Linked DNA regions of Homo sapiens: region 1 is linked to region 2. The links are chromatin contacts, found by Hi-C or POLR2A ChIA-PET in ENCODE. All regions are on one chromosome and are shown on one strand. Each heading gives the region's core, a stretch centred on a gene start or an enhancer-like site at or near the end of the contact. The rest is flanking DNA. Distances are from core to core; before and after follow the strand shown. Region 1 overlaps CHST11 (carbohydrate sulfotransferase 11). Region 2 holds the start of EID3 (EP300 interacting inhibitor of differentiation 3).

What was found. Hi-C counts contacts between places; a loop is a spot of excess contacts on that map. ChIA-PET counts read pairs that join two places held with the same protein, here RNA polymerase II (POLR2A). Pooled maps may share reads with other maps.
Region 1: a loop to region 2 is called in a pooled map, with 2.4 times the contacts of the local background. The contact joins the enhancer-like site here to the promoter of EID3 in region 2. A Hi-C loop is called at or near these places in 2 of 50 pooled maps. POLR2A ChIA-PET finds 5 or more read pairs at or near these places in 2 of 52 experiments (GM12878 and H1).

Annotation. Positions count from the first base shown.
Region 1 is chr12:104,576,235-104,581,728 of GRCh38, forward strand. All of the region lies in intron 1 of CHST11 (carbohydrate sulfotransferase 11), which reads left to right. Among named protein-coding and RNA genes, the nearest start is that of MIR3922, 13 kb to the right of the region's middle. RefSeq lists an enhancer at 3,881-3,990. Within about 2 kb of position 4,040, at least 3 of the 41 ENCODE cell types and tissues checked have a DNase peak (open chromatin) inside an H3K27ac peak, as active enhancers do; they include GM12878, where a contact is called at or near this core.
Region 2 is chr12:104,300,026-104,305,564 of GRCh38, forward strand. EID3 (EP300 interacting inhibitor of differentiation 3) reads left to right here and starts at 3,714. Exons shown (of 1, transcript NM_001008394.3): 1 at 3,714-5,180. The coding sequence starts at 3,910. The coding sequence ends at 4,911. All of the region lies in intron 4 of TXNRD1 (thioredoxin reductase 1), which reads left to right. RefSeq lists enhancers at 973-1,142, 1,681-1,850, 3,642-4,514, 3,822-4,061, 4,092-4,151 and a silencer at 3,552-3,781.

The sequences.
Region 1 (5,494 bases), core at 2,790-5,289, 280 kb after region 2:
TCAAGATGTGGAAGCTGAGACCCAGAGAGGTGAAACCTAAGGAGCCCAAGGTCACACGCTTGGAAGAACAGGGGCTGGAATCCCTGACACAGTGGGCCTAGCGGAAGCCAGGGCAGGTATTAGCAGGCCCATTTTGCAGAGGGGAAGACTGAGGTGCAGTGATGCAAAATGTGTGGTGGAGGGCTGGGCCTGGAATCTGGGAGTTCTGGTTCCGGGTGACCGTCCACTAGAAAGGGAAAGGTGGCAGAACCATATATATGAGCCTGTTACTTGTTCAAGGACTTGGTCAGGGGCCTCACAGAACTTGGAAAAGAGCAACGGACTCTTCAGAGAAGTTCTTCAGAGAAGAGCTCTGAACTGGAGAGCAAGAGCTGGGAGCACCTCCCATGGCTGCAGTCTCTGGTCATTTCCAAAGCCCAGGAGAAGGCTGCATTTGGTCAACCACCCACTTCCATTTAGCCAGGGCCTTTAAATCATTCCCAAATCCTTAAAAATCACCTGGAATGTGTTTAAAAGGGCAGATTTCTGGGCCTCGAGATAGGCCTATTGAATCCGGATCTGGATTTTGGGGGCCTAGGAATCTGCATTGACACCACTCCAGGCTGCGCTGAGGGACATTCACGTTCCTCCAACATTCATGTTGCCATTAAGGGATGGAGGAGGAACTGGGGACAGGGATGAGGCCATGTCGGGTGGGGACAGTGCTCTGAGGAAGACATTCAGGGTGGTGGCATTGCAGGGGTGAGGGTGCCAGGAACATTCATATTGGAGAATCCCTGGACCTCGGTACTAAGACTCCAGAGGGGTGGAAATGACTGTGGGTTCAGTCTAAGGCTCCAGGTGGGGTGCTTCAACAAAAGACCATGGTCACTCAGGGCCAGGGCAAAGGTTATTATCAGCAGCCCCAGACACTTTGGGGACGTGCTGGAAATATCTGCCTGACAGAGTGTTTCTGTTTTGCACCGGTATGATTCGTGTATCTGAGGGCTGCAGCCCTTCATTTTTTTTTTTTTTTTTTTTTTTTTTTTGGTATTTAAGAAAATGGTAAAATACACATAACATAAAATTTACCATTTTAACCATTTTTAGTGTACAGTTCAGTGGCATGAAGTACATTCACGTTGTGTTCATGCAGCCCAAACTTGAGAGCTCTTTTTGGAACACTCCAGGAAAGAAGGGCTGTGTACACACTAGGTGCTTAATAAGTGCTTTCAGATGACAGTGGGGTGGTGGGATTATCGGGGTGGTAGGCTACATTATCATGGATTAAGTAAGCATTCCCACTCTGTACTTTCTTAGGCAACTTAACTTCAGTCTGTAATGCTGAGGCAGACACTAGTGAGCTACGTTTAACACTTCATTTCTATTTCTGGGTGAAGCAGGATGATGAGTTCATTGTCTGGTCAATGCCAAGGGCAACTTCCCCTGCTTTCCTAGGCTCCCATGGCAGAATAGAGGATATCTGTGAAAAATCCAAATTTTCCTCCTATGTGTGTGTCGGGTAAGGGCAGCCCACAGTTATGACTGGGGCTCCAGTTTCAAATGCCGCTGACTCAAGACCGATCTGGTTGAGAACCAAACAAATGGGCCTTTTTATACTGAAGAGGAGATTTTTCTTACCACGTGTCAACAAAAGATCTGTAGACAATCTTGTTATACATTTCACACTGCTGACTTCATAAGTACAACAGCACTCACGACCCCTTTACATTTTTTGGTGTATTTGGGTTTATTTCTGTGGTTACCATGCACTGAGGGAAGTCCACAAAAGCCAGCCTGTTCAGGGCTGGAGCACGGTGCCAGTGGAATTTTGGTGAACTTCACAGCGGTAGAAGGGAGTGGACTGGGAGGTGCAGAAGTAGTGAATTTTGCAGCCGGAAGGAATCTTATATAGACTAAATCCCCCCTTATTTATAGATGAGGATATCAAGACCCAGCAACAGGGGGTGGTTCTGACCTGAGGTCACATCGCTGGTTAGGATCTCAGCCCATCACTGACTTCCTGGTCTCCAGACCCATTGACTTGCCACTGCTCGGATCTTCCCAGTCGTTGAACCCCGAGTTCCGTTGAACTAGATGCCTTGTAATATAATACACCTAACGATAAGTTTTCCTGAATTGAATATTCTTCCGAAAATCATTTATAGATTTGGTGACTTCTCCATTTTTCTTTTCCTGCATTTGGGTAGAATCAATCTTTGGCTCTGAGCAGATCTTTCTGTTTGAGTGTCTTTCCTAAGATCTTTATCTTTCTGGTTGCATTTTCAGAACCCCCTGCCTCTATTGTGATGAGAGCGCTGGGTCCGTTGGCTGTCTCTCTGGGATGACAGCACGAGTTGAAAAGTGGAGAATTGAGTCATCGGCTTTCTGGCGTGGTTTATTCTGTCCCAGAATCCCTAAGTCCTGTCTGATACTATTTAGTCACTGTCCTTGCAGTGTGAAAAGTGATTCACATGTAAGCCATGGAAAGCGCTCAGCAAGCTCTCTGAGACAGGAATTCTTGAGGAGGCAAAAGCCAACAGTGTTAATTGGAGATAGAGAGATAGGAATTCTTGAGGAGGCTGTGAAAAGCCAACAGTGTTAATTGGAGATAGACTGCCATGTGAGAGCCAAACCCCTCATGTTCTCAGGTAAAAGCTAGGAAAATGTTAGGCTCTTGTGACATGCAGTTGTCTCAGCTTCAAAGCTGGATTAATTAACTCACGTAATGCAAAATGTTTGTTGAGGGCCTATTTTGGGCCTGGTCCTACTCAAAGTAGCAACAAAAAGCAACTTGATGCTGTCTTTGACCAGAAGAAGCCATGAGAAGGTGCCCAGGTACTTATCAAAGGGCTTGGTTACATGCCCCTGTTTCCTTGTTACCCTTAAGCAATGAGAGAGAGATGCTTGAAGAAGAGCAGAAGCTCTGCTTGCTCTTTAAGCTTGGCGAGGGTTGGGTCTGTTTCCCCTCCTCCATTCCTGGGCTCCTAGTACCATGTGGTTGCTCAGTGAATATCTGCTCTTTCTTTTTAGCCTTCATGTGGGAGGCAGTTGTTGTGTAGAGGGAATAAGACTAGACTTGGGTCCAATTTACCTGGGTTGAAGTCTTTGCCCCACCACTTTGCTCTTGTCCCTGGACAAGTCACTTGATGTTGCCCAGCCTCCATTTTTGTTGCATCAATAGAGTGGAGATGCCAGCGATTGATCTTGTGACCTTGGGGGCATCACTTAACCTCCCTGACCTTGGATTTCTCATCTTTAAAATGAGGGACACTGAAGATGAGTGTGGAGCACATGTCGGAACAGACAATGAAACAGGCATTCGTTATTATCATTCCCATGTCAGAAATGGGCTACTATCTTACTGTTTTATCTCAAATGTAATTTCAAGAGAATGATACATGGTAACGTGGGTAACTTTCATTTGTCAATGTGTGGATGCGCCGCCCCTCTCCCCGGGGTGTATTCCTCAGCAGCCCGGCAGGGGAGGGCACATCCACACATTGCCTGCTTTAAATCTGTTGCCCGCTCTAATTGTGTAGACCCACTACACCCAACCAGCTTGTATCCCACAGATGGAAGGTAATTTGAATAACTGTTTAAGCCAAAATGTAATTGGAGATAAAAGCTAAATGTCTAAGGTCTAGCAGTATCAAGATGACCAGAAGTGATGCATTGGATCCTCTGCTGCTTCTGAATCATCTGGGTTAATTACCGTACTCTCCACCAGCTTTGGTCATCAAGGAGCACACAGAATCATTGCTTATAATTGAAGACTGTGGACAATGATCACATAAGATCATCCCTAAGTTACCAGTCCCTTTTATTCTAATGGACATTTGAAGAAAAAGGCCTGAACTTTCAATAAAAGCGTCGTCTTTTTGCTTTCAAGGCCCTTCAGCTAGTTCATTAGGGGATTGAAGCCAGACATCATTTGTGACTTTCCCCCTACATTTGGGGAATGGGGGATAGAATATCTTTTGTGGTTTTTGTTTACAAGAAGGAAGATTTCAGGCTTGAGCTGGAGTACGAAAGGAAATTGAAACTAAAGATTGGGTTCTGGATTTGACTAAAGTTTCTAATATTGTTCAGCCACAATAAAGCCAAAAGCGTTCACTGTATGCTCTGGCTGATATAGTAAAGCATGGGCATTTAAGAAAAGGGTTAATTAGGTCAATTAGATTAGATGTTAGGCTGCCTGTTTCTAAATACCATGGGATGTAATTTATTTCAGTGGAGCTTTAAGCCCTCATGCATGGTAGACATGTCGATTATGGATAAATTAAAGGCAAAATAAATGAATATTCAGTATGTCAGACACAATCAGAGAATGGTAGAAAAATATGTAACTTAACTTTCAACCTCTATAACAGCTAGGATTGTGCCCCATGCAAAGCTTCCTGGAAGTTTGGGAGCCCAATTTTTTCTCTCTACTTGTTGTAATTTACTTCTAGGATATAGCTGGGCCAGGAGGATTTTGTCAAGAAATGGGTGCTCAGTCTTCTGAGGCTCCATACTTCAGTTGGAAGGAAGGGGAATTTTCATATTTCTTGTTTTCTTTTTTTGTAGAGACGGGGTTTCAAGTCCAGGCTGGTCTTGAACTCCTGGCCTCAAGCAATCCTCCTGCCTTGGCTTCCCAAAGTGCTGGGATTAAAAGCATGAGCCACTGCACCTAGCCTGGGTTTTCATATTTCTTATAATTGTCTCAGAACTTTCAGTTCCAATACACTCATCGTGAAAAGCAAGTGAAGCCTTGAATATTGATGTTTATTGAGATCAGGACAAAGTGAAAGGCAAAAATCTGAGTGCCTTTTCTGCCTTTTCTGGTGTTTTTCTGGCCCTCCTGTTCTGTCCTGATTTCTGTCCCTGAACTCCTGACCTTGGACATGCAGGAGCTACTTCTCCCATCAGCCTTTTCTGAGTAGAACCTCTGATAAATGGATGCTTCTTGCATCCTTATCCTTGAGGACTTTGGACTCTGATCCCAAGGGTGTTGGCCTTCATTAGCTTCAGGGTGTTGACTTGCATTAGCTTCTGCTGGGGGAACAACCTCAAGCTTGGCCAGGTGGCAGATATCTGGAAGTCTTCATGACATACTAATATTTGTTGAGATATTAGTACTATCTATGTTTATATATGTATATCTGTGTTTATGATTCAAGCACAGCTGTGTCAACTGTTTAACAAAGTTTTATGGGAGAAAGCTTGATAATTGAGGAAAATTTATCCCTATTTATTTATTTGAACCACAACTTCTTGTAGTTTTTCAGACTTTGAGAAAGCTGGTTATGATTTGATGTAGTGGCCAAACATTGTCGAGTGACTGGAAACCGTTGATTTAAAGGAACACTGCCTGGGATTTCTGGCCTCAGTGAGGGCTGAGGCAGTTATTTGGTGGGCAGGAGGGTGGGGAGGGTCTTTCTGGGTACTGCTGAAGACCCACTACCTCTGTCTAACCTGACAGAGACTTCCCCAGCTGTTCATGACATCCAGGGCAGTGACCTTGGCTGTGTGA
Region 2 (5,539 bases), core at 2,464-4,963:
TTAAAAATCCATTTGTTATAGGTAAGTGTTAACAGCAAAACCTCACTGGAGAAAAATAGTGGACTCGTGACTTCTTCCTTTATTTGGTTACAGGGAGACATGTGACCTTTGTCATCCACCCTATCACGTTTGTGTTGAGCAGTATGGGTTGTGGGAAAGAGCTCAAGAATGCTTGGAATTAACCTAAACTCCTAGAAAAGGAACTGAAAATATAGGAGAAAAGGGTGAAGAAAAGAGGAAAGGAAATGGAGGTCTGTATTGAACCCTGGGTAGCAACTCTTGAGCGAAGAAAGAGGAAAAAGGGGAAAGAGGGGAGCTAAATTATCTCTGAGGCAACTCAGTCTCATGGTTGCCTGAACTAGTCTATACTGCGGGAATAAGGTAGACGCCACTGGTTTCTTTGAAGTACCAGTGCGCTTCTTGCTTTCTATTCCTGGTCACAGACAAATTTATCAGTAGTGCAGTTTCTTCTTTTTAAGCTTCATTTAAATAATTATTAGTAGCACTTGGACCTTAGGTTAGGAAATCACTGTTTAATGACTTAAAGATTAACCGGCATGGAAATCCCATTCTTTATATGATTGGGGAGAGTTATTGAACTTGAGATTGTTTTACTTTGTAGCAATGTCTAAAGGCAGATTTGTTTTGTTTTGTTTTGTTTTTGAGGCGGGGTTTCGCTCTTGTTGCCCAGGCTGGAGTGCAATGGTGCAATCTTGTCTCACCCGCAACCTCTGCCTCCCAGGTTGAAGTAGCAGGGATTACAGGCATGTGCCACCACGCCCAGCTAATTTTCTATTTTTAGTAGAGACGTGGTTTCTCCATATTGATCAGGCTGGTCTCAAACTCCTGACCTCAGGTGAGCCACCCACCTCGGCCTCCCAAAGTGCTGGGATTACAGGTGTCAGCCACCGCACCTGGCCTAAAGGCAGATTTTTAAAGGTGGAACATAATGCAAGTCTGCCTTTCTTAGGATGATCTAAGTTACATGTTAATAAAGTTCTTGGAGATCTAGCATAGAATGCATTCAGCACTGTAAATCACAACTTAATGTTTGCCTCGATATGCTCTGTTGCTCTGAGCAAGTTGTGTGGGCTGTTATCTCCTGAGAAATCCCTGTAAATGGTATTAGTAATACTTTATAAGCAGGTTGGGAGAATATAGTTTTCTAAGGCATTTTGAAATTCTTAGATGAAAGGGTCTTTATGTAGCAAATTGGTGTCAGCCTATTTTCCTTCCTCTGAGCCAGAAGAAAATAGGCACCATAGGGTGGGAAGGGTTGGCTTATCTGTTAGAGTTCTTTTGTAAGTAGCTTTTGTTGAATTTTTTTTTTGAGATGGAGTCTCGCTCTGTCGCCCAGGCTGGAGTGCAGTGGCGCGATCTTGGCTCACTGCAAGCTCCGTCTCCTGGGTTCAGGCTAGTCTCCTGCCTCAGCCTCCAGAGTAGCTGGGACTACAGGCGCCTGCAACCACGCCCGGCTAATTTTTTGTATTTTTAGTAGAGACGGGGTTTCACCGTGTTAGCCAGGACGGTCTTGATCTCCTGACCTCGTGATCCGCCCGCCTCAGCCTCCCAAAGTGCTGGGATTACAGGCGTGAGCCACCGTGCCCGGCTGCTTTTGTTGAATTTAAAGTGGATGTGAGAAGCTCCTAAGAATATCGTTCACTGTAAAAGCAGACTTTTTTGGATTTGGGTCTTGGAATTCTTAACTGTATTTTCACCTAAGATTTAAAACAAGTTCAAATACTAGTTTGTAATTGGCCAGACTAGGGACAGATACGATCCTTGAATGATCCTGGGTCTCAACTTACCTTTCTTTCATTTTTCCTTTATTTTAGAAGAGGGATAAGAACTTTTTCTGAAGAGCAGTCAACTTTTCCTTTCAGTGTGTAGGATTAATTCCACGAATCTGTGAACTTAAATCTTTGCTGCCAAATAACTTGCAGTAGATGCTGGGATAGTTTTAAATCTATTTTAAGTTATACATTCAGTACATAAGTGCATCTCCGTGTAAAAACAGCTATGTTTGGAAGATCTAAAACGCAGCTTTTGTTTTTGAGAAGCCAACAATCTAATAGGGTAGGATCATATATATGTACAACTAACCGTAATGCATGGTGTTTTGAAAAATGCACGTATCTCCCTGAATTACCCCTAGTTAATAAAATAATTGGGAGCAAATGGTAATATAAGGATTTTGGAGTAACTTAATACTACTAGATTTTGCTGTTTATACATTTACAAAAAACTTTCTGCTAATGCTAAAGAAATAGAACAAGTCTATATGCATAAAGGAAGGTAGGGCTAATTTACTTCCTGGTGCTATGAAACTGGCAATTGGACAGGTGCAATTGTGGGTGTCTTTTTTTTTTTAAGGTGTACCTGTTGCAGGTTTGAAAAGCTGTTGATGCTCATGGGTTGTTTGTGTGCATGTTCTCTTTAAAAACCAGATGTATTCATTCCCTTTTTTTTTTTTTTTTTTTTTGAGACGGAGTCTCGCTCTATAGCCCAGGCTGGAGTGCAGTGGCCCGATCTCGGCTCACTGCAAACTCCGCCTCCTGGGTTCACGCCATTCTTCTGCCTCAGCCTACCGAGTAGCTGGGACTATAGGCGCCTGCCACCGCGCCCGGCTAATTTTTTGTAGTTTTAGTAGAGACGGGGTTTCACCGGGTTAGCCAAGATGGTCTCGATCTCCTGACCTCGTGATCCGCCCGCCTCGGCCTCCCAAAGTGCTGGGATTGCAGGCGTGAGCCACCGCGCCCGGCCATTCCCATTGTTATGTATACTTTGCTATTTGCTGCTGGTGAGACAGATAAGGAGTCACGTCTTTAACTGCACTTGAGTTTCCAGTGACCCCATTAAATCCAATGGGTAAATTTTCCCACGCAGATTACTCACCCAGTTTACAGATTAAGCTTTCATATCCTTAGACTGTATCTGAAATTTTCATAGCTTTGCCCACCTTTTAGGGTTCAGAGTTACTACCCATTCAGTGTCGGTGGCCTTTAGCTGTTGGCAAGCTTCCAAGTAAATAGCTCTTTTGCAGAGATCTCTACCCATTCTATTCTTCCACTCCTGGGTAGTGGAGAACCAAAGTTCACCTGAGTAATGCCCGTGCCCAGCACCCAGTTTCCTGCAGGGGTTAGCACGGATATTGGAGGCTCCCCCGATCCCACAGATACTCAGGATGGGTATTGGAGGGGGCTTGGTTTTTAAGAGGACATGTGAAAGTAATTAACCCGATTTACATTTGTATAATGAGTCCAAACACCACCTTGCAAAAGAACTGAGAGTTTAGCCTGCTTAATGGAGTTTCTGCTTTTCACGGTCCTTGGCCTTACCGACGGTTTACAGTCCAGCCAGATTTAGTTCACAAAAAACCAAAACCAGGTCGACCTCACTGCAGTATATGATGGCAGCGAGCGTTTTAAAGCGCAGGACCTTTAGTCTCCTCAATAGTTTTGTGTAAAGTTGTCCAAAAGTGTTTTTTTTTAAAGTGAGGTGATCCAGTCGGTAAACGCTTTGAAAAAGAATAGCTGTCCCCTGAGCGGGCATTAGTCGCGTGTGAGGTCAGGGCCCATCATTGCGCGTGTTGGGAGCGCCGCGCTGGTCTATGAGCGAGCGCCTCGGCTTGTGGCTGGGCCGGGCCGGGGCGGGGCTGTCTTCCCGCGGAGCGTGCTGGGGGCGGGTCGCGCCGGGCCGGGCCGCTAGTGCGCATGGGCGGGCGTCCTCGGCTCTAACTGCCGCCACTTTCCACACGCTGGGAGGGCCGTTACCTCAGAGATACCCGTGGCCGGCATGTTGGTTGAAAAAGCTTCCCGGAAGGGAGACGAAGAGAAAGGAGAGGAGCAGCTCGTGATCATCCCCGGTAGCGAGTACGCGGCGAAGTAGGCGGCGGCGGAGGGAGCGCTGATGAAGATGGATGTGTCAGTGAGGGCCGCGGGCTGCTCCGACGACCTCAGCTCTGGGGAGGCCGACGTAGACCCAAAGCTCCTGGAGCTCACCGCTGACGAGGAGAAGTGCCGCAGCATCCGCAGGCAGTACCGGCAGCTCATGTACTGCGTGCGGCAGAACCGGGAGGACATCGTGAGCTCGGCGAACAACTCCTTAACCGAGGCTCTGGAGGAAGCCAACGTCCTCTTTGATGGCGTGAGCCGAACCAGAGAAGCAGCCCTCGACGCCCGGTTTCTTGTTATGGCTTCTGATTTGGGTAAAGAAAAGGCAAAGCAGTTAAACTCAGATATGAACTTCTTTAATCAGTTAGCATTTTGTGACTTTCTGTTTCTGTTCGTGGGTCTGAATTGGATGGAAGGCGATCCTGACAAGTTGAGTGATTGTGATGATAGCATAGCTCTTTCCTTCTGGAAGGCAATAGAAAAGGAAGCAACATCCTGGATGGTAAAAGCTGAGACATTCCATTTTGTTTTTGGTTCATTCAAGCTAGAACGTTCTGCACCAAAGCCCCGACTTGAACACCAGAAAAAAGTTCGCAAGATGGAAGAAAATGGCAACATGCCTACAAAGTTGCAGAAGTTGGACCTGAGTAGTTATCCAGAAGCGACAGAAAAAAACGTAGAAAGGATTTTGGGATTGTTGCAAACCTACTTTCGAAAGTATCCTGATACTCCTGTGTCCTATTTTGAGTTTGTGATTGATCCAAACTCTTTTTCTCGTACTGTGGAGAATATATTTTATGTTTCTTTTATTGTAAGAGATGGTTTTGCAAGAATAAGGCTTGATGAAGACAGGCTGCCAATATTAGAGCCGATGAATGTTAACCAAATGGGTGAGGGAAATGATTCCAGTTGCCATGGCAGGAAACAGGGAGTTATATCTTTGACTTTACAGGAGTGGAAAAACATTGTGGCAGCTTTTGAAATTTCTGAGGCTATGATTACATACTCCTCATACTAAAGATTTCTTAGTATAGCATCCTTTTTGTGTTTTTTTTCTGAAGTTAGATGGAGAGTAAAATGTAAACTGAAGCACATATTGTATCTCTTGTAAAGTGAAAAAGTATTTTCAAGAACATCAGACATTGTTTTACTGTGCAGCATATTTTTCTTAGTAATTTATAAGGTCATGATCTTCTGTTATTAAAACAAATTCACTGGCATATTTATGGGAACGTTTTATTGAATGCCCTTTAAGACTATTAATAAAAACAAGTTTTGGATACCAAATTAAGGGATATTTGATAATTTGCAAAACATAATAATTTACGAAAATCAGTGATGATGCTCTGTGATGCGTTGCTTTCTCTGTCATAGGGAACCAAGAGAATCCCAGAAAGGGTTCCTAACCAGGTTGGGCAAAGAGTGGGTAAAAAACAAAAGTTAAAAAAAAAAACCTGTCTGTAAGGCAGTGAATATGCAACATTAAGACTAAAAAAGTCATTGCAAGGAAGACTTAGGATTTATGAGTGAGTATCCATATTCTAAACAATTTCTGTTATTGTACTCAGCAAAAGTAGTGTCTCTGCTGTAGTAGTTGAGGTATCAGCTAAGGGTGAAAGGTGAGTAGAAACACGAAGAAGGAAAAG